Linked DNA regions of Mus musculus: all the other regions are linked to region 1. A link is a loop called in an ENCODE intact Hi-C map of the cell type or tissue named here. Cell type or tissue: left cerebral cortex. All regions are shown on one strand. Region 1 holds the start of Spsb4 (splA/ryanodine receptor domain and SOCS box containing 4). Region 2 has its middle 26 kb from the start of Gm51657. Region 3 overlaps Spsb4 (splA/ryanodine receptor domain and SOCS box containing 4). Region 4 has its middle 13 kb from the start of Gm19325.

What was found. Hi-C counts contacts between places; a loop is a spot of excess contacts. Peaks named below come from ENCODE experiments on the same cell type or tissue, not always from the same donor. Only the 100,000 strongest peaks of a DNase experiment are listed, where the experiment ranks them.
Region 2: it touches region 1 in a loop (2.8-fold over the local background); 8 of 42 quality-filtered maps call a loop at or near these places.
Region 3: it touches region 1 in a loop (2.7-fold over the local background); 17 of 42 quality-filtered maps call a loop at or near these places.
Region 4: it touches region 1 in a loop (2.2-fold over the local background); 15 of 42 quality-filtered maps call a loop at or near these places.

The regions. Positions count from the first base shown.
Region 1 is chr9:97,016,056-97,021,055 of GRCm38, forward strand. It overlaps Spsb4 (splA/ryanodine receptor domain and SOCS box containing 4), which reads right to left and starts at 2,300. Exons shown (of 3, transcript NM_145134.3): 1 at 2,139-2,300. It overlaps Gm16010 (a long non-coding RNA gene), which reads left to right. Exons shown (of 3, transcript XR_871043.3): 1 at 1-286; 2 at 572-1,711; 3 at 1,938-5,000. In left cerebral cortex, a CTCF peak has its summit at 2,912 (motif pointing left); DNase peaks (open chromatin) are centred at 1,317, 1,483, 2,243, 2,862 and 1 more place; H3K4me3 peaks cover 2,200 bases; H3K27ac peaks cover 1,202 bases.
Region 2 is chr9:96,920,112-96,925,111 of GRCm38, forward strand. No RefSeq gene overlaps it. Among named protein-coding and RNA genes, the nearest start is that of Gm51657, 26 kb to the left of the region's middle. In left cerebral cortex, no CTCF peak of the experiment used is centred here; no DNase peak of the experiment used is centred here.
Region 3 is chr9:96,959,001-96,964,000 of GRCm38, forward strand. All of the region lies in intron 2 of Spsb4 (splA/ryanodine receptor domain and SOCS box containing 4), which reads right to left. Among named protein-coding and RNA genes, the nearest start is that of Gm16010, 53 kb to the right of the region's middle. In left cerebral cortex, CTCF peaks have their summits at 1,439 (motif pointing left) and 2,186 (motif pointing right); DNase peaks (open chromatin) are centred at 1,463 and 2,193.
Region 4 is chr9:97,065,870-97,070,869 of GRCm38, forward strand. No RefSeq gene overlaps it. Among named protein-coding and RNA genes, the nearest start is that of Gm19325, 13 kb to the left of the region's middle. In left cerebral cortex, a CTCF peak has its summit at 3,071 (motif pointing left); DNase peaks (open chromatin) are centred at 180 and 3,067.

The sequences.
Region 1 (5,000 bases):
AGCCCTGGAGTGTTGGAGCAAAACCAAGATCTTAGGCCAGGGTTTCAGGGGTGGGGAAGGGGGAAGTGACAGAAAAGAAGGTGGGGTCAGTGAAAGCCAGGCCTAGAGGGCAGGCCCAGTCTTCACTCCTAGTAGTCTCGAGGAAGTTCTAGCTTTAGAAAGGAATTTGGACTATTTACATTTTTGAGGATAAATCCTTCTTGCTAGTGAATGGCCATTACTATTTGCCAATCTGATATCTGAAAAACTGAATCTTCTGGCTTTAGCACACGTTTTTCTTATTGAGGTAAGGCGCATATGTGTTATTTCTGTTTCACTCTCTCTGGGTAAATTGTCTGTAGTCTTTGTCCTTTGGGGCTCTTCCTTGTCTTGATTCTTTATACATTTTAAGCTGAGGCTAGAGCTTAGGGGTGGAGTGCTTATCTTGTATGCACAGAGCCCTAGGTTCCACTCCCAGCACACAGACACCCCAAATCGGTTCCCAATTGGAAGCTACGAAGCCACTGCAGTAAGTAGCATTTCTTTCCCAGCTCTGCCGTGACTTTTGACTTCTTCTGGTTTTTCCTTGCAGATTTTATTTCTATGTCACTGAATATCCTTAAAGTCGAAGAGAAATGAAAACTGAAGAGATATTTGCATGGCATAGCTGGTGAATCTAATTTTGTTCGCAGCTTGCCAGAAGTGGCTTAAATTCTTTTTACCGTCCTTGCTGTGGAAATCTGAAACATGGATTCAGGGTGTGTGTCTCAAAAACTGTGGCCGTCTGTAAAGGATGTCTATACCACACTTTTGACATTTTGTTGTTCTGCATAGAGGGTTTATCGGGCAGCCCAAAACCAATTGGGAGAGCGAGTGGAGCAGCGAGGTTGAAAGATCCTCCATCACCCTGAGCAATAGAAACTGCAGGCTTTAGTTGAAAGACAGAGGTGCCAAAGTGAGGAAACAGACAGGAAGCCTCAGGGGTTAGTCGCTTTCCACAGGGCACAGTGGGAAGTGAACTTTCCCCTTATCTCTTCTAAATCTAGATAGGCTCAACAACTGTTAGGGGCAGATGAATGGAAGGATAAGAGATGTTCACACCAATTCCTGGAGTAGGGAGGGAGAGGAACCAGGAGAAGGGGAAGAAAGGGGGAGGGGAGGAGGGCGAGGGGAAGCACAGAGCAGCGGACCTTAGAAGAATCGCTCAAGGTCACACCGCGGGATGGAGCTGAAAGCCGAATTCAAATCCAAGCCCGGGACTGCAGGACTGAAAGTTCTAGATAGAGCCACACAAACGTGCTCTCTTCTCTCTTCTTGACTCAGCAGCTCTCGCTTGGCCACGGGGCGGTGGGAATCACACTTCCTGGGCCTTTCTAGCCGGGAGTTTGGGGTCCCTTGTTTTTCCTGGACTTATTTGCCGCACTCCGGGCTTTGGCTTCCTCCTCCCTGCTTCCCAGAGCAGAATCCGGAGCCACCTATTCTCTCCAAGTTTGTCTCGCAGCCAGGCTGGGAACCGTGCGCGAGCGACTCCCGGACCCGGCAATCAGTCTTCCCTGCCCCAGCGTCGGAGACGAACAATCACCACCAGCGGCTGCTGAGTGCTAGACGCTTTACTCCCACAGCTCCAAAAGCCACAGACGAGCAGACCCCCAGAAATTAGTCCTCGCCACTCAGATGAGGCAGCTCTGCGAAATTGGATGATGTGCTTGGACTCACAAGGCTAATAACGCTAGTTAGTATCTAAGTGCTTTCTGAATGCCAGACGCGGGTCTCCGCACCACCCCAGCAGTTCCTCCAACACTCTAGTAAAAAAGGGCACACTATCACCCCCATCTTATGGATGAGGAAACCGTGGTTGTGGCACCTGGCCCAAGGTCACCCCAGAGAGTGACGGATATACGACCGGAACATAGTCGGTTGAGTCTGGGTTCAATTTGTGTGTGTTGTCTCCACTACAGGGAGAGCAGCGGTTTCAAACCTACAGTACCAGAGGCTGACCTCAACGCAACGCCCGAGGCTGGGCGCAAACCAACCAGTTCGGAATGCCATAATTCACAGAGACATTCCCACGGACCGGAACCAGAGAGTCCCCCAAGAGCACCGAGTGTGACCGGTACTGGCGGACGATCACCCCTTAGCAGGAGCTGGAGAACACTTACCATAAAAGAGAGGGCGAGCGCCTGCCTGGGAGGAATCCCCAGCGCTGGCAGGTCCGGGACTCCCGGGAGAGAGGTCTGCTGCCACTGCCGCCCACGCAGGGGCGCCCGAGCGACCCCGCGGATGCTGGCTGCTGCTTCTCAACCAGCGGCGCGTCCTCTCGACTTGTATCCGGCGGCAGCGCCCTCTCGCTCCGCAGGGTGCCCTGGAGTTAGGGACGTTCTTGGAGAAGTTGACGCTCGGGAGAGGCCGCCGAGGTCCGGTCCCGAGTAGTGAAGTGCCCCACTGCGCTGATCTCAGCGAGATGCGGAAGCCCTTGCCCTGATGGCCCTAAAGCTTGGCGCCTGACCTGGAGAGCGACGAGTCCCGCGCTCAGGGCACACGGGCCGCACCTCGGCCGCCCGTCCCCGGAGCACCGGGTTTCTTCCCTAGAGCACTGAGCACACGCCGCGAGGGCTGCAGTGGTGGCCAGGGCCCGGGCAGCTGTGCGCTCATTGCCTTCCCCAGGGGCTGAGCGCCTTTGTGCGCCGGGCGCGCCGACCGCCAGGGCCAGCTCTGGATGCTGCAGCCGCCGCCTCCCCCTCCTCCTCCACGGCCGCTCGCTCCCCGCCTTCCCGGCCGGCCCGGAGGCTGCAGCTGAAAGCCGATCCGGCTGAGCTCATCCCTGAAGGCCACTAATCCAATAGCCGCGGAAGGCGCGGCCGCCGGGAACGCCCCTTCCCCCACCATCCCGCGCCCCGGCCGTCCCAGCTCGGGCCGCTGCCGGCTCTGCCACCTTCTGGAGGCCACCAGCTGGCGGGAAAGGGAAGTGGAACCCTCGCCCGCGCCCCTGGGCCGAAGTGGCGCGGACGCCATTCACTCATCTGCGGACTGGCTAGCCTAGACACTCGCTCACACACGCGCTCATTCATGCGCATGGGTCCTCCCCCATTCATTCAAGCGTGCCTAGAGAGCCACGGTGGGTGTCCCTAGGGGCGGGGATGAAGAGAGGAGACATCACGGTCGCCAGATAGCTTTGGAGCCTGTATTGAAGGCCTGCGGGAAACAACGACTGGGAAAGAGAATGCTTTAATATACCCCCTTGCCTTAGGCACACACATGTCCACACTTTATTTCTGAGGCCAGACTCCAACTCATCTTTCAGAATCCAATTTCACGCAGCACCTGCTCCATGGTGCTTTTCCCCTGACCACCTGAGGCCCGAGAGAAGGATCATCGATCAGAGGGCTACCGAGAGCGCTGAAGGATGGCGGCTCCCTCGGTAACCAGAGCGCAGAGATAAGAGGGCGTGGCCAGAGCGAGGGATGCTCTGTACCTCCAAGTTGGCTTCCTTCCAGGCCAGGGCATCCTGCTTTCCATGCCAGAGTTGACATTAGGTCCATTCCATAGTCTTAACTGACCTCACCCCTCAGAAAGTGTCCTTTTTTTTCCCCCCATGTACACAGAAGATAAGCACCTGTAATTCAGCCCTGTGAGGGAAATGTGTTGACCAAGGCTCCAGGGTACCTCTCCCAGACTGGGGAGGGCAATTTGAGAATGTTTCCTTGTGGAAGTGTCTGCATGAATGAGCTGCTAGATGCAGAGACATCATAGTCTCATGGTAGGTACCTGTAACAGCCTGTGGTATGACTGGAGCCAAAACAGGAGGTAAGATGAAACGAGAGTAGGTACTTAGGGTCTTGGAGAGCATCCAAAGGGCTTGGCTTTTCCCCAAGATCAGTTTGGCAGGCCTCTTGACCTTCACAGATTTGCTGTCCAGAAAGATAATCCAGTGGCAGGATGGATAGATGGATGAATAGCACTGGCCAGCTTGGAAGCTGCTTCAGAGATCCAGGCAGTCAATGATGCTTTGTCGATTAGGACAGCTCAGTGGTGTGGCAGAGGGGTATTCTGAGCAAGTATTTGTGGCGCTCTTGGTTTTATTTGGGCTGCTTCATCTATATCTGCATGTCTGTCTCTCCGTACCTGTGTGTCTCTGCTCTTGGGACTGCACAGAAGAGCTGCTGAAGGGAATGTGACCCATGCACACATTTCCTTGTCCCCCCGAGTCCCCTCCCTCCCCAGGACATTTCTGGAGTACGTGCTCTGACCACGGCTGTGGTGCTAACAGAGCTGGACATCGTGAAATGAGAACCGAGGAAAACTCAGCAAACAGGAACTTAAGCAAGACTTTTCAAGGACTGGAGAGATGACTCAGACGGTTAAACCAGGCAGTGGGTGGTGCACGCCTTTAACCCCAGCATTCACTAGGCAGAGGCAGTCAGATCTTTTAGTTCAAGGCCAGCCTAGTCTACAGAATGAGTTCCAGGACAGCTATGGCTACCTAGAGAAACCCTGTGTCAAACAAACAAACAAACAAACAAACAAACAAACAAACAAAGTACTTGCTGCTCTTGCAGAGGACCAGGGTTCAGTTCCCAGCACTCACATGGTGGGTCACAGCTGTCCAGAATATCAGTTCCAGGGCATCAGATGCCTTCCTCTGACTTCCATCAGCACCAGGCATGTAAATAACACACATACATTCACACAGGCAAAGTACTCATACACTTAAAATAAACCCTGAAAAAAAAATACCATCCCCGGCTGATGGTTTTTCTACCTGGACCCCAATACAACTGCCAACACTCATTTCTTCCTTCTTTCTGGAAGACTTCACAATAGCTCTAGAACAAGGTGAGGAAGGGTCAAGGGTCACATTTTGAGAAACTGCTCCCCCAAATACATACCTGTGTGCCAGATAAGTTCTCTACACAAGCCTTTGTGACTTGCCTTGGGTATCAAGAAATGGGCACAATGGCACCCCCAAATATCACTAAAGTTCCCCCAAATCTTCCACCCCCTGAATAGCATAGGTATGGTGT
Region 2 (5,000 bases), 96 kb before region 1:
TTGGTTGGTGTTTTTAGTCTTATTGTCTGTTGTTGAGTAGCTTTTTCTTCCAAATAGAAACATTTCCTCCTGTAGGAAGATGTGATGTTCACAAGACTCAGGAAGCTCACAAAATTTACAAGACTTATGAGTCCCTCCCTGGAGTTAAATGATCAGCAAACAACCACTGGAGGAGACTCTTGGGTGGAACTGCCTGCAAGTTGTGCAAGTACTCATGAGTAGTCAGTCACCCATGCTAAGGCAGGCTTTTCACTAATGCTGCCTAAATCATCTACACTCCTGTGAGTCACCTAGATAATCTCATTGGTCACCAGGCTGGACTTGGGGTGGAACTGCTGTCATCAGTTCACTATCTGACATGTATCTGTTCACAGCTTTGCGGGCAAAGTAAGGAATACCTGTTTGGTTCTGCTATCTGATATTATATAGAGTTAAAAAAAAAAAAAGATGGTGTGTGACATAAGTAAAGAGGGCGTGTGTGTGTGTGTGTGTGTGTGTGTGTGTGTGCGCGCCTGTGTGTGTGTGTGGTGGGGGTGGCAAATAGAAACTTCAGAACAAACAAGAAGCTTGCAAGAGAGGCAGCTTTATTGTGCCCACAACACAATAAAGTAGTTGGCTAAGCTGCCATCAATATCTGTCCAGCCAGAACCACTGCACACTGCTTCTTGACTATTACGTTTTAAAATTCAGTTTATATATTTATTAATTAATTAATTATGTATACAGTGCTCTGCCTTCATGTATGCTTACATACCAGAAGAGGACACCAGATCTCCTTATAGAGGGTCATGAGTCACCATGTGGTTCCTAGGAACTGAACTCAGGTCCTCTAGAAGAGCAGCCAGTGCTCTTTACCACTGAGCCATCTCTCCAGTCCGACTCTTAATTTTTATACCCAGCCTATAAACAAGAAGCAGAACCGGATGCTGTGGTTGATTTATTCTTTTGAAAATGTCAAGTAAAGCTTACTTGCATTTGGAAGAAGGGAGAGATACAGTATATTTTGACTAAGGAGTCGGGAGACACCATGAAAGGATGGCAGGCCTGGGAGTAGAAGCAAAAAGGTCCCATCTTTATCTCTGAAGATGCATTGTCATAATATATATGATTGTCTGACTTCAGGCTTAGGAGGAAACTGACAGGTAAAAATCATTAAGTCTAAGATGTGTTAAATGCCTGTTGTTTGGAGCAATGGCCAAAGGAACAGAGGGGATGGATCTAGGGTGGTTCTACTGTGGGGAGGGGGTAGCCAGGCCTCTCTCCCACCAGCAGTTCTTCATCCCAACTTTCTAGTCAGCCTAGGGCATGTGCTAAAACCCCCAAAGCAAACATGGCCTACTGGTGACTGCAGTGGAGGTTGTGGAGAGCTAGGACAGCATTCCACCTGCAGGCTGCTCCTAGAATCTGGTTTAAGAATCGAACACAGCTTTCTCGACACTCAGAACCCAAAGGGCAGGGACAGAGACAGATACGCAGGCAGATGAACCACAGTGTGATTCTGCAGGACAGGGCCAGAAGACCAGGGTAGAGGGGGATGGACTAGTCTGTGGGGGAGGAATGCTTCTCTAGAGAGGCGTTGCCTAACCTGAGTTCTGAAGAGGTCAGGCTGGTAAGGAAGGCTGTCCACAACGAAGTGAACAGCATGGAGCAAAGGCAGGAACAGAAGGAAGGAGCCTTGCACACCACTATCATGAAAAACAGAGGCTGCAGGAGCAAGGAGAGGCTGTTTTCTGCAACACAGAGTGGCCAGAGCAGGGCAGGGCATCGACTGCAGGGTAAACGGGAAGTTTTTCTGCTCCCACTGGTCAGCCTCCTCTTGACTGTGCCCCAGAATCTCTCCTCTCTCAGGGCTTTCGGGTGTTCTGACGTCTGCTCTTCTTAGACGCCTCATCCCTCCCCCACTGCTGGGTTCAGAGACCCAGTTTGGTTGTTGATGTGTCAGCCCTCCATGGTTCTACTTCCTAGCTTCCTTTCCATATCTGACTCTGAGCTTGGGAACAGGGTTGGGTCTGAGCCCGTGATCTGGTTCCGTGCTTTCTCTCTGGGCAGACAGCATCTGCAGGCATTCAAATAAGTAAGTGTTGGCTGGTCTTCTGGGTTGTGGCCTTTGGCAGCTCTCGATCTGCACAATCAGTCATGGTGGCTCTGACGATTTGCTCAGAATGGAGGGTCTTTCAGAGCAAGGAAGGCACCATACGCATCATAACAGGATCGGGCTCTCGGTGGGATGGATGGATGATTCACACTCATGACACTCATTCCAACCGACACAGAGGAGCCAGGAGCTACAAACTTGGCTTGGCCTACAGTGCTGGGTACTCAGGCTGGTTCAGACCTGCAGATTCCCCAACACTGGCTCAGGCTACACTGATCACTCTACCTCTACCCTCAGGTGAGATCCAGCATGGTCAAGTCTCTGAGGATATAGAGGGAGTAGGGCTGTCAGATCCTTCTAATCAAAGTAAGATCGAGGTGTGTGTGTGTGTGTGTGTGTGTGTGTGCGTGTGTGCGCGCGCGCGCGCGCGCGCGGGGAATGGTTAACTGGGATTAGACTTACAAAGGGAATAAAGAATGAATAATTAAAACTTCAGGGCCACAGTTGGGCTTCCCAGATCCACCATGACTATGCCCACCAAGCTTCTACTGAGGCCCCCCGGGAGTCCCGAGGAACCCCAGATGCCTGCTACAAGCTTGAGGGCTCTTTGAAATTACCTACTTCAACTTAAAAATTCATGAGGGCTCTGCACTGTACTTCTGGACTAATTTCAATGTAGCATTGATGTGTTAAATTACTTTCTGCTGAGACACCCGGGTTTGCCTGGCTTCTGCATCCTGCTGGAGGGAGCGAGGGGAGGAGAATTCTACTCTATTCTTTTTCCCTGCCCTCCCTCCATACTTTTTCTGGTTCCTGGCCTCAGTTTCCCCTGGGGGAACCAGCTTTCTCCACTCTATCCTCACCAACACTCTAGGTTCCTTTCCCCCAAGGACAGTGACACCTCTAGGAATGAGCTCATGGTCCAGGCAGAGACCATGAGCATCAGCTGGCGTGTCTGTTGCTCCTGAAACAGAAAGACCTATTCAGCTCAGATGCAGGGAACTCCAAGGCCTTCTGGGAGGGAAAAGCTGCCCGATAATGAGCCGACCAGAGAAAGCTGAGCTGGGAGATAGAAAGAGGCAAAACCTCTGGGAACATGGGCCCCAGCTTAGAGTACACACTTAGTGGGAGGGGTTTGGGTTTTGCCTTGGGAGTCGCCAGGCTAGATTGGGGTGTTAGGTTGCCCCACTAGATGCTCCACATCTCACTGTGTGGTTTTAGGGGTTGGGTTAGGTGATCTTCGGGGTCTCTTTCAGCTTTAGACTCTCCGCCTGGGGCTTTAATAGAGATGTAAGGAAGGTTAAGTTTCCTGTTATTGGAGAGCGAGATTCCGAGCTGCTGGTCTGAAGAGTCCCTGCAGGGCAGGTGTGGGGATCTGTATTTTGAACACAGCAGCTTGATGGCTTTGATTTTCAGCCAGGTTTGGGTGTGTATATTCTTCAGTTGTCCTTCCTACGTCGGCCACTCAAGGAGTCATGACAGGAATTTACTGAACACCTACTATGAGTCAGTGCCACCTTTGACAAAGACCTCCTTGTAAGGTAGAGAGAGTGACCTCCGGCCCATGCCAGACTTCCTGTCAAGTCCCAACTGCCAGCTCTGAGGGAAAACACACATTCCTGCAACTTCCTCTCACCATTCGATGGCCCCATAAGCGGCGTTTCAAACTTTTATTGATGAATAAGCTATTCAGCGTCCAGTCGGCTCCCTTATAAACAGCACGTAGATGAACGCCAGCCTTTATGTGGCGGCTGCCGTTGATGTCTCATTTAAAACCTTAACAAGGCCATGCCATGGCAACCGTAACTCACACATTGCTTGAATTCAAATGGCTTATTATCAAGATAAACATTTATGATATTAAGGTATGCAATATTAGTGTCATATTTTATACGTGCTTACTTGTAGCATAGTTCAGCTCGAGGCCAACACCATATTGAATTATTTAAAGCCATCTCTCTCAGGCTTATTAAAAAGTTCAGTAAAATATATATTAGTGTATAAAAGTTTAATACAGAGTTCACATTGCAGTGTTTGCAAGCTCTTGGCCTTTGGAAGGGAAAGCCAGGGCCACGTAGCTCCAAACAGACAATGTCTTGAAGAAGCGAAGTGGGTGGGGGAAGATACCAAACATCCTTTCTCTGGACCTCAGCAGTGACTTGACCCATTCTATTTGTTAAAGTATAAGGAGAAGGCTTGCAGGTCCCTCAGCCCAGTAATGAGACTCCCGAACACAGGGATAGCATGTTGCCTCTGCTCTCTAGAACCCCATCCTATTCTCATCCTATTGACAGAAATACTAACAGGAACAATGCGAGGGGAGAAATGGCTTCTTTTAGTTTAGGGTTTCAGAAACTACAGTCCGTCATGGGGGGGGGGGGCGGTGTCACCCTTCCACCATTAAAGACTAAGAGTGTCCAAAGCCAAGTGAAAGATGGAGACCCAGAAGACAGCAGGAACGTGTTGAGGAGGCACCTCCATCATGGAGGGCCAGGGGTCAGAGAGCCCCAGCTAGAATCAAAAGGGGTCTAACCTTCCAAGTCCTGAGCCTAACGCCTACTTCCACAAGCCACGCCTACTTCCGCAAGCCAGGTCCCGCCTCCTAAGAGCTCCACAGCCTCCCTCCCTCCGCATCAATAACTTGGGTGAATCCTTAAACACATCAGTCCTCTCCGATGTGGGCATGCTAGAGCCAAGTAGCCTCTCTGATCCCCAGCTTTCACAGTAGGGCAGTAGACCTTGCTGGCTGGTGATTGGCCACAAGGACGTTGGACTGTAGGACCTTAACCTGGAACAAGTTGTGGTATTCCTATTTCCCCACCAAGTACCTGAGACTGTGAATGAGATGTGTGACCCCAACTAGGTTCCCCAGGGACTCGTTCCTACACCCTGGATGCTGACTTCA
Region 3 (5,000 bases), 57 kb before region 1:
CTGGCACTCTCTCTGAGTCTCTGGTGGGCCTGATCCACGTGATCCTCTTGCCTCAGCCTCCTGAGTTGCTAGGGTTACCGGCTTGAACCAGTAGATCCCACTCTATCTGAAGGCTTAACACTAATCTTAGTGGGGTAGAACAGTGAGAGGCCACTATGAACAAACACAAATCTTCACTTCCCATCAGGAGACCAAAAGAGGGAATGGAAGAAGATCATGAGCCTCTAGGATGGGGTGCAGATGTCAGGCACTTCTGGGGGGGTACTCACAAGCCTGAGGAAATCCCTCCCTCCTAGGTCTCTAAGTAAGGACACCTGGGGGATGTGTCTTCAACTAGACTGTTCAAACTGACAGCCAGGAGAGCAGGAGGCAGGCTACAGAACACAGACAATCTCCTCTACCTCTAAAGCCACCCTTTGGATGAATGAAATGGCACTGCCAAGGCCAGCCTAGATTTTCACTGTGGTTTTATAATGTAAATAAATACAATGTAAACCATTTATAAACGTCTATCCTGCTAACCCTTATGTCGGTTACTGATGGCTTTCTATGATTTTTGCCCACTGCTTCCTCACAGTCTCACTCCTGCAGGCGCCTTCAAGGGTGACTTGGGTTGGACTTCCTCTCAGCCCTGAAAGAAGTTGAGCAAACCAGCACATTCCAATGCAGCGGCCACGGGGATTGGTTCAGGGTGGCCATGTGACCGAAGGGACCTAATCAGTGTGCCCTATAGGACTTACACTGGGCAATGCTGATGCAAACTTGAGGTTCCTTAGGGCCCAGAGTTGTTTGGGGATCTGATTCCAATCGTGCTGAATGGGTTCCTGGGGCAGACAATCTAAGGTCAATATGGAACACTATATTTGCATGGGTCTTTCTTTCTTTAAAGATTTATTTATTTATTTATTTATTTATTTTGTGTGAGTACATCGCTGTCTTTAGACACACCAGAAGAGGGCATCAGATCCCTTTATAGATAGATAGGTGGTCACGAGCCACCATGTGGTTGCTGGGAATTGAACTCAGGACCTCTGGAAGAGCAGTCAGTGCTCCTAACCGCTGAGCCATCTCTGCAGCCTCTCCGTGGGTCATTTTATTGCATTTTATTGTAGTTTTGAGAGCATGGTAGCTTGAAGTTCAGTAAGCTGCCTCAATGAACCAGAAGGGAGGGGAGGCCAGAACTGTTCGGAGCTATAGTAGAGAGAAAAACAGACGTCAGGCAGAGAGGCCGGAACAAGGTTTAGCCTAGCACTAGTCTTCCAGAAAACACATCCTTTTCCTTTCTTAACTGTGGCTCTGCGGGTTATGGGTTCTGTTCCTTATAAGAGAAAAAAAAATATCCCCCTCTGTGCCAGGTTGCTCTGGACCCTGACCTTGAACTACAGAATCACAGGTGAGTCTGATGAAGTACGGTAGCATCCCTGCTCTGCCCTCTAGAGGCAGACATAGTCATTGCCTTTGTGTCTGTGTTGGAAGACTGGGTCCAGGGGGCAACAGACACATTGGCTCTGGAAGAGTGGGACTGTCGCCTGACTATTAGCTTTCTCTTCCCCTTCGGTTCCAGCCTAGCCTCTGGGCTAGTGAATAGTGACACACCTACCTGGGCCTCCCTTCCCACTTGCTCTACCAGTCCTGTTTGGAAAGGCCCTCTCAGAGGTTAGCTCTGTGAATTCTAGGTTCTTGCCATCATCTTGGCCAGGTTGACTATCTAGATTAACCATCACAAGGGGAATGGGATGCGAAGTGACCTAAGGGGTCTGGGATCAGAGGACAGCAGAAGAGGACCAGGCCAAGGGCACTGTTGGAAGAGTTAGTGTGACTTTTAGAAAGGGGTTAAGAACTTGTGAAAACCCTCCACGGCCTTCACCACCGGAGCCTCAAAGCCCGTCGCCTGAACATTTCTCTTCCTGTTCACTGTGACATAGGAAGGAAATGAAGAGTCAAGGGAGCTCTGGGTTTGGAGGAAGACTCCAGCGAGGTCAGTCGACAGAGGGCTGCATAGCTAAAGATGAGCCACCCAGGAAGCTGAAGGGGTAGCCTGCCTCCACTGCTGTGGCCAGGGTACAACACTAATGGGAACTTTGGGCTCCAGTTTTCAAGTGGGGGTCTCTCCCATTGGCTCCAGGCTGAGGTGTAGCTGTCTTTGCTCGTATTTACGCCCCTGCAATGCAAAAGCAATGCCACCAGGTGGCAATGAGGAGTTACCTTGAGCGGTGTGTGTTATTCTAAGTGGGCATTTTGGATTTGCTCCCATGCAAATGCTTTTCGGTTTCAGCTCAAAGGGTACTTAGAATCTATAACTATGATCAATTTGAGTATCGCTTTAGTAGCGAGCCGCTGAATTATAATTGGGGTTTTTATACATGGTCCCCTCATCTCCTCTACACTAACCCTCCTCTCCCACTTCTGTGCTAGGGATTCATCCCAGGGAGATGCACGCGCTAGGTAAGAGCTCTACCACCAGGCTGCATCCTCGGTCCCCATCCTATGGCCATCTTTCTAACCCTGAGTGGCGAAGCTCTGCCAGATTCTAGCTGTGTGTCTGGAGCAAGTCACTTATCTCTGAGCTCAAAGCAAATCTCTGCACTGTGGGGGGTGGAGTAGGGAGATGGGGGTGTGTGTGTGCACGCACTCTGCACAGGGCTTTCTTGAGGCACACAGGACAGATTAATGCAAGTGGGTGCCTAGTGAAATACTCTATGTAACTTAGGAAGTACCCGACCAGTGACAGGTAAAGACAAAAGGAGCAGGAGATAAGGGGAGGCCAGAAATCACAGTTCACAGTGTATGGGTGGCTACCTATAGACACACCTCAGGAAACTAATCCTTTTCAATTGCAAGGCAAAGCCCTTCCTGCCAGGTATTTTAAGGCCAGAGCCCTTCTGGAATGCTCTTTACCTTGTGGTAAACTTTGCAAGAGCATTCCCACCAGGTGCCTTGCGGATCTCTTAAAAGGTAAAAGGGCCTCCCTCACCTGTGGGAAAGCCAGCCTTGAGAACACGATGCTAAAGTCTCAAGTTCTTTACCTGACACCACCCTCCAGTCTCACTGCCTCTGTCTCTTCTCTGTTCTCCACCAAGTGGCTTGGACAGGAGTGTCCCGCCAGGGGTGAAATCTTGAGTCTGCCCCTCCCCCTAGTAGAGCCACAAGGCCTTGGTCGAGAGCACAGCACTTCTGCAAGGGAGCACTGGTTCACTTCAGACTGTAGCGGTACAAATCATGTGACGCTTTATTTTCCTCAGCTTGCATGGGCAGAGCTAGCACCTCATAAAGTGACGGGGAAATATGTGGCTGGTTTCATAAACCAGGGCTACAAAGGCTCACTTGTGCTGGGCCAGCCACGCAGCCTGTGTAGGCTCCAAGGATGCCTCACAAGCCTGCCCAGGTCTGGGCAGTGAGGTCCGCAGACAGCATGGCCTGCTTGACACCGGCCACCTGTGTGCAGACCACGGGACCTGGCAGCATTTCAACTGTGCCACGCCGCCGTCACCTCTAACGGACCTGCAGATCCTCGGCTGCCAAAAGCAATAGCCACCAGGGGCCATGCCGAGGGGATCCTTGAGCTGGGCCTGGGAGGCCTCAAAGAGGCTTCTGTGGCCAGTCAGGGGGAACCACCCAGGAGCTGTCCACAGAGTGGCAGTGTCCGGGTCACTGGCTGGCTCCAGCAGGCTCCCCTCATAGAATCCACCTACAAGTTCCCTCCTGCCAGACTCTTGTCTTCCTCCCCCTCCCCCAAGAAGTGAGGACTGTCTGGCCTTCCGACCATTGCTCCTGTCTGGTGTGCCTGGAACATCTTTACCCCGGACCATTTTTGCCTGCACAAGGGCCGCCCCTGTAACGCTGCACCCATAGAGACTGGTCCTATCCACAAGCTGACAGCCCTCACTGCCTGTATCCCTCACTCAGCCCCTAATCATTCCCTTATGGGTGAGGCTTATTACTTAATGCCAGGATTATTTATTTCACCGACACCTCACTGACTGAAAGCTGCTGGAGAAAGAGCCCTTTCAACATCCGTGGATTTTCCTGATCAGCTCTCATCTTAAGCAACCAGTGTGTTTTTAGCTTGATCTCTTAGGGTGGGGATTTGCTAAAATGCCCGTGCCCTCGTCTTGAAAACAACCCCTCTAAATAATGGAATCCATTTTGGACGGCTCAGCATCAGAAGGGGAAAAGGTCACTTTTGGTACCGCGCCTTGCTCTGTGTGGCTTCTGAGGTTGGGGCTGCTTCTTCAGAGGGCCTTCCATGACTATTCCAAAAGGTTCTTGCTCTCTTCCTGGAGGCAGGTAGTCAGACTGCGGAGCAGCAGTGGGCTGGGGCCCCTCTGGCTTCACTGTCTCACGTTCTTGATGCTTTTTCTCTGACTGTAGCGGGAGGCAGCTAACCACAAGTGTCTACTTGAGCTGCTTGTCTGTGAACTTCAGAGAGCTTCTGGGGAGACTTAAACAGACTGCAAGCTCCTTCCAAGGCCCCGAGGAACTTTCCCAGCCACTCTAGCGGGCATGAGCAACTAAATCTGTTCCTGTGTCCACACTTGCTTAGTTAGGGCCCCGCTGTGGCCACCCGTGCCTGCCCTGAGTATCTCAGGAATCTGTCCTGAGTGACTTGCTCCGGGGGTGTGGCTTCTCTCCAGCCCTCCACTGTGGCATCCTGCTTAGGATTAATTGCATTTTGGAAGGGCAGACTGGACTAAGACCGGATGGGCTCAAAGCATGCATGACCTGGCACCATCTGCCAACTGCTGTCTTTAGAGGGATGCTGTTTGACACCTTCGGGGACTCTATAGCCTTGTAGCAAAGAGTGGTTGTAATCCCTGATCTTGGAAAGACAGAGATGTCAAAGAGATTTAAGTAACGCATAGGACAGGCACAGCCACTTGGGGATATTTCTGGCTTGTTGTTTTGTTTTGTTTTGTTTTGATCTGATATAGGCTGAGATGGAATCCTCCTTCCATGTCACAGTTCCAGTTGAGGAGCTAGCATTGAGCACAGGCTGACGG
Region 4 (5,000 bases), 50 kb after region 1:
TACATGGTTGTGTTCCTCAGGTTTTGATCTTTCAGCCTTGGCTTACTTTCTGTTTACCGTTATGATCTACTTTTCTTATTCAAAACCAGGCTCCTGGACCAAGTCAGGCTGCTCTTGGAGTTCATTCATTTTCCCTCATGTGAATTTCTGCATTCTCCTGTTCTTGGACAGAGAGAGTGTTTTCAGTGTTTTGCTATGGCAACCAGGCTGCTATGAACATTCTTGTGTGACTCCTGGAACATCTGAGCTATGTTTTCTCTAGGGTCTGTGTCTAGGAGCGAACCGGCCAGCTTATATGCTATTAGCATCAACTGTAGAATGCATATTTTTCCCTGTGTTGATAGTCTCATTTTAGGCAACTGCAGCACCTAAGAATTTCTTTGTCCCTCATCCATTTGATATCGTCCTATTAGATTCTGCATTTTTGAAAGATTTAAAATCACATTTCATTGCAATTTAACTTGTTGTTTCCTAATTGCTAAGATGACCCCCCCAACACACATTTATTATGGTATATTAGGTTTTATTCTCCTGTAAAATGCCCACTTTTGACCTTTGTCCAGATTTTTTTATTGGGTTGCCTTTAATGGACTGATTCATAGAAGTTTTTATGTATTCCGATTCTATCCCTTGACAGTTGTATACATTGCAAATATTTCCAGGCTTTGGATTAGATTTTCCTTTTGGGGAAGTATTTTGAGGAAAAGACATTCTAAAATTTAATGTAGACTAATCTACCAGTCATTTCCTGTCTGGCGTGCACTTTAATATTGAGCACAGAAAAGCCTTTTCCTCCACCAGTTTACAGGGACATTTCTCCTATGATTTCTTACAGTTGTAAAAGGTTAGCCTGTCACATTTAAGTCTAACCCACCTACAGGGATAGTCTAGGACATGAGGTGTGTATCAATTGGCGACGACTATCCAGATTGCTAGCTTTTCATGTGGATAACCACAGAGCCAGTACCATTTTGTTGGATGGTCCAGCCAGTTTTATGCTATTTCTGACCCAATGAAGTTTCTTTTGTTTTCTTCTCCTTTTCTTTGTCAAGTGTTTTGTTATGTAGTCCAGGCTGGCTTCAATCTCTGAATCTCCTGCCCAGGCCTTCCAAGCGCTGGGACTGCAGGCATTCACCACCACACCCATCTTCCAGTCAAGATTCTGCTTTAAGCATGTGAGTCTGTTCTTGGCTCTGCCTTAATCTCCATTGTTTTTTCTATATCCCCATACTCAAGCCCTATGGTCTTAAATTATCCCAAACTTTGTAACTACAATGTGACCCTCTCCTCACCTCTGGACAAGCATCAAGGCTGTTTAGGCCTTTTGTTCTACCGTGTATTTTGGACTTTTATGTGTGTGTGAGTGTATGTACACTCATAACGCCTGAGTGCATGTGGAGGTCAGAGGTCAACCTCAGGAGTTACTCAAGAGACTTCCACCCTTTTGAGGCAGGGTCTCATGATGGAGACCTAAGACTTAGTGATTAGGCTAGGCTGGCTAGCCAGTGAAGCCATCTCCCTAGTGCTGGGGTACTATTTTAAAACCAAGGAAAATTTCCCCTTCTCTAATTTGCAAAGTTTTGCTGAATGCTTTTCCATGAGGATCATGTTTTTTCTTCATTAAACCTCTGGTATAGTAAATTTACACTAATAACTTATTTAACAGTGATCCTGGAATTCTTGGGATTAACCCAATTTTGTTATGACTTACTATCTTTTTTCTTTTTCTTTTCTACAAAATACCATGAATAAAGCTGGTGAGATGGCTTAGTGCTTAAAGTGTGCTGCGGCTCTTGCTGAGGTCCAAATTTTGGTTCCCAGCACCCATGTCAAACAGTACACAACTTCCTCTAACTCCAGGTCCAGGGGATCGGACTCTCTCCTCTGACTTCTGCAAGTAGCTGGATACATGGGCACACGTGTATAACAGATACTTTTTTGAATGTCATGAGTTTGAGGCATGGTAGATCAGATTTGTAATCCTAGCATTCAGGAGACAGAAGCAGATGGCTTTGAGTCTGAGTCCAGCCTGGTCTACATAAATAGTTCCTGGCCAGACTGAGTTAGAGATCCTGTCTCAAAAGAAACCCGAAGACCTTTAAAACGCCAGGAGTAGCCTGTTTGCTACGAGTCCATGAATGCAATCGACCTGCAGCTTTTCTCACTTTCATATCAAGTGAAACTAACCAGAAAGAAGAGTGTGCAGAGGACGGCCTGTTTGCTACCCTCTGGGAAAATGTGTAAATCTGGAGAACAGATGGCTAAAACCTCCAGGGATACTTGTATGTGCAGACAGGTATTGAGAGTTTTGGTGATCCTTGTAATTTACAATTTTATTAACATTTCCACGATTATATAATTAAGATGAACTGCATCTTGCTCATTTTTTTCCTTTGTAACAGGAATCCAAAATCTAGTGATTGAAGCAGGTTTTACTTTTCTTGTGCATGAGCGGTGGGTTGTCCAGAGGGTTGTGGTAGCTCCCCTATGCTCCTGGCATCCACATTCCTTTCTTTCCATTCAGTCCCATAGCATGTGCTTCTGACTGCCTTGTCACTACTGGCTGGGTAGCTTCAAGCATGATGGTCTCATTCCAGACAAGATGAAGTAGAGAGAACAAGACGTGGGCAGAGTGGAGAGAGGCACACTGGTCTTTATCCATTGTCAAAACCAAGGAGACAAACACACTGAGTATGCATCATGCGTTTGAAAAGCGCATATGCATGGACTTGGACAGCTACTACCAAGCTCTCCAACTGCTCTAGCCAAGGCTCAGTGATTAGCAGCTGAAAAGCAAGAATGAAATCCAGTGAGTAGCAGCATACAAAGAATCAGCTTCAAAGACTAAACACCTAACCAAGATATGTCTGGTATGTCCAGGCCAGAGCTGTTGGGAAGGTACAGGACCTAGATAGGCTCATCTACATGTGATGCCTCTGGAAAACTTCAATTCCTACCCTAGTGCTCAAAATAGGTACCAGACCAAAGAAATCTACTTCACAGAGATGGAGACATCCCTGGGTCCATCAGCATGATCGGACAGGTCTTATCTAGCTATTGCTGCCACCTAGTGGCCGTCTTCCTTTAATGGAGGCCGAAATCTAAATGCTAAGCATGGTAGGTTCCTTGAGGCCAGGAAACCACAGAGAAGCTGGCGATCAACTTACATTTGAGAAGGTTCAGGAATGTGTTCTAAAGGAACTTGACTTGAATTTCATGTGTGTTTGATTCTTCCTGCCTGCCTCACGAGGACCACCATTTGTGAACTAGGAATGTGGTCTGCTTGTCAAATGGGCCACTTCAAAGGGAAGAGTGTGGGAAATTGGAACTATGACCACAGGCCTCTTGTATCATGTACCACACCTAAGCTTCTGGCATTAAAGGTCTTTGCAATGGTTTAACGAAGGTACATGTGAAGACTTAGCACACAAGTAACACTCAAAAGTAGCATATACACACTGAAGATGAAAGATTATGTGGTTCTTCTGCAAGGGGCAGAGTCACTCAGGGTCCTTTTGGGCCCTGCAAAATTAGAGGCCCAGATTTCCAAAGACCGAAGTATTTCTGCAAAGGTAAGTGTCTATTTGAATTATAAGATTTGCCACAATGGCTCTGTATATCTAGAAGCAGGAAGAGCCATCGGTTTAGTCAATGGAACTGACTGTCATAATTCAGTGAAAGATTGGAACTTGGTTCTTAAAATAACAGGTTGGAATATGATGGTATGTCAAAGATCCACTTGTGGTTCTGGCCCACTTTCTATGGCAACTAGACAGCAGACTCGTTTTCTAAAAGGGGTACAGTAACCAGATACCAGTCCTTTCAGATTTTTTTGGTTTTTTGGGAGGTTTGGGTTTCACTCAGTGCAGTGTCACTGAAACTCACATTAAGAGCTAAGGGGAGGGCTGGTGAGATGGCTCAGTGGGTAAGAGCACCCGACTGCTCTTCCGAAGGTCCGGAGTTCAAATCCCAGCAACCACATGGTGGCTCACAACCACCTGTAACAAGATCTGACTCCACTCTTCTGGAGTGTCTGAAGACAGCTACAGTGTACTTACATATAATAAATAAATAAATCTTAAAAAAAAAAAAGAAGATGCGCACACACGTGTCTGCTCCATCATTTCCTCCTTAAAAAAAAAAAAAAAAAAAAAGAGCTAAGGGGAATCTAGAATGTGGCTCTGAGACCTGGGGTTGGGACTCATCCCAGCAGCTGTCCTCCTAATTCCTTCACAGGAAGTGCCACACACACTGGAGTCTGGAGCTGCCTCTGAAACACAAAGGAAGGAGCAGCTGTTGAGTAGTCTGTGATGATCGGAGATGCACTGTGCCGACTCATTTCAGAGACTTTTGAATTTCCTCTGAGCAGCTACAGCTCTTGCTCTCGGCCCTTCAGGCATCTGCACTTCTTTTTTTTTTTTTTTTTAAAGATTTATTTATTTATTATATGTAAGTACACTGTAGCTGTCTTTAGATACTCCAGAAGAGGGCGTCAGATCTTGTTACAGATGGTTGTGAGCCACCATGTGGTTGCTGGGATTTGAACTCCGGACCTTTGGAAGAGCAGTCTGGTGCTCTTACCCACTGAGCCATCTCACCAGCCCGCATCTGCACTTCTTATTGGATGCTTCGATGCTTCTGGTCACACTAACTGGAGTCTTTCTTACTCTTGTTGATTTTACAGATGTTTCTCATTTTCTTAGTGGACAGCTTTATCACTTTTCTTTTTTCTATTTAGGGATTAATTTGATCATTTCCTAGTTTCAAGTAGCATTGATTACATGTTCTCCTCCTTAGTGTAAAAGTTGTTCTCTATCCTTTGGGGCACATTCTTTTCTGGAAGCTTTGAAACTTTTTACATTGTTTTACTTCAAAATTGTTTTCTGGACAAATCTCATTTCTTCTTTGATTCATGTGTTACTTAGAAGTATGCTGTTTAACTTCAGCATATTGGTGAGGCTATTCCAGGTATCTTTCTACATTCCTCTCTAAGGTTTCTT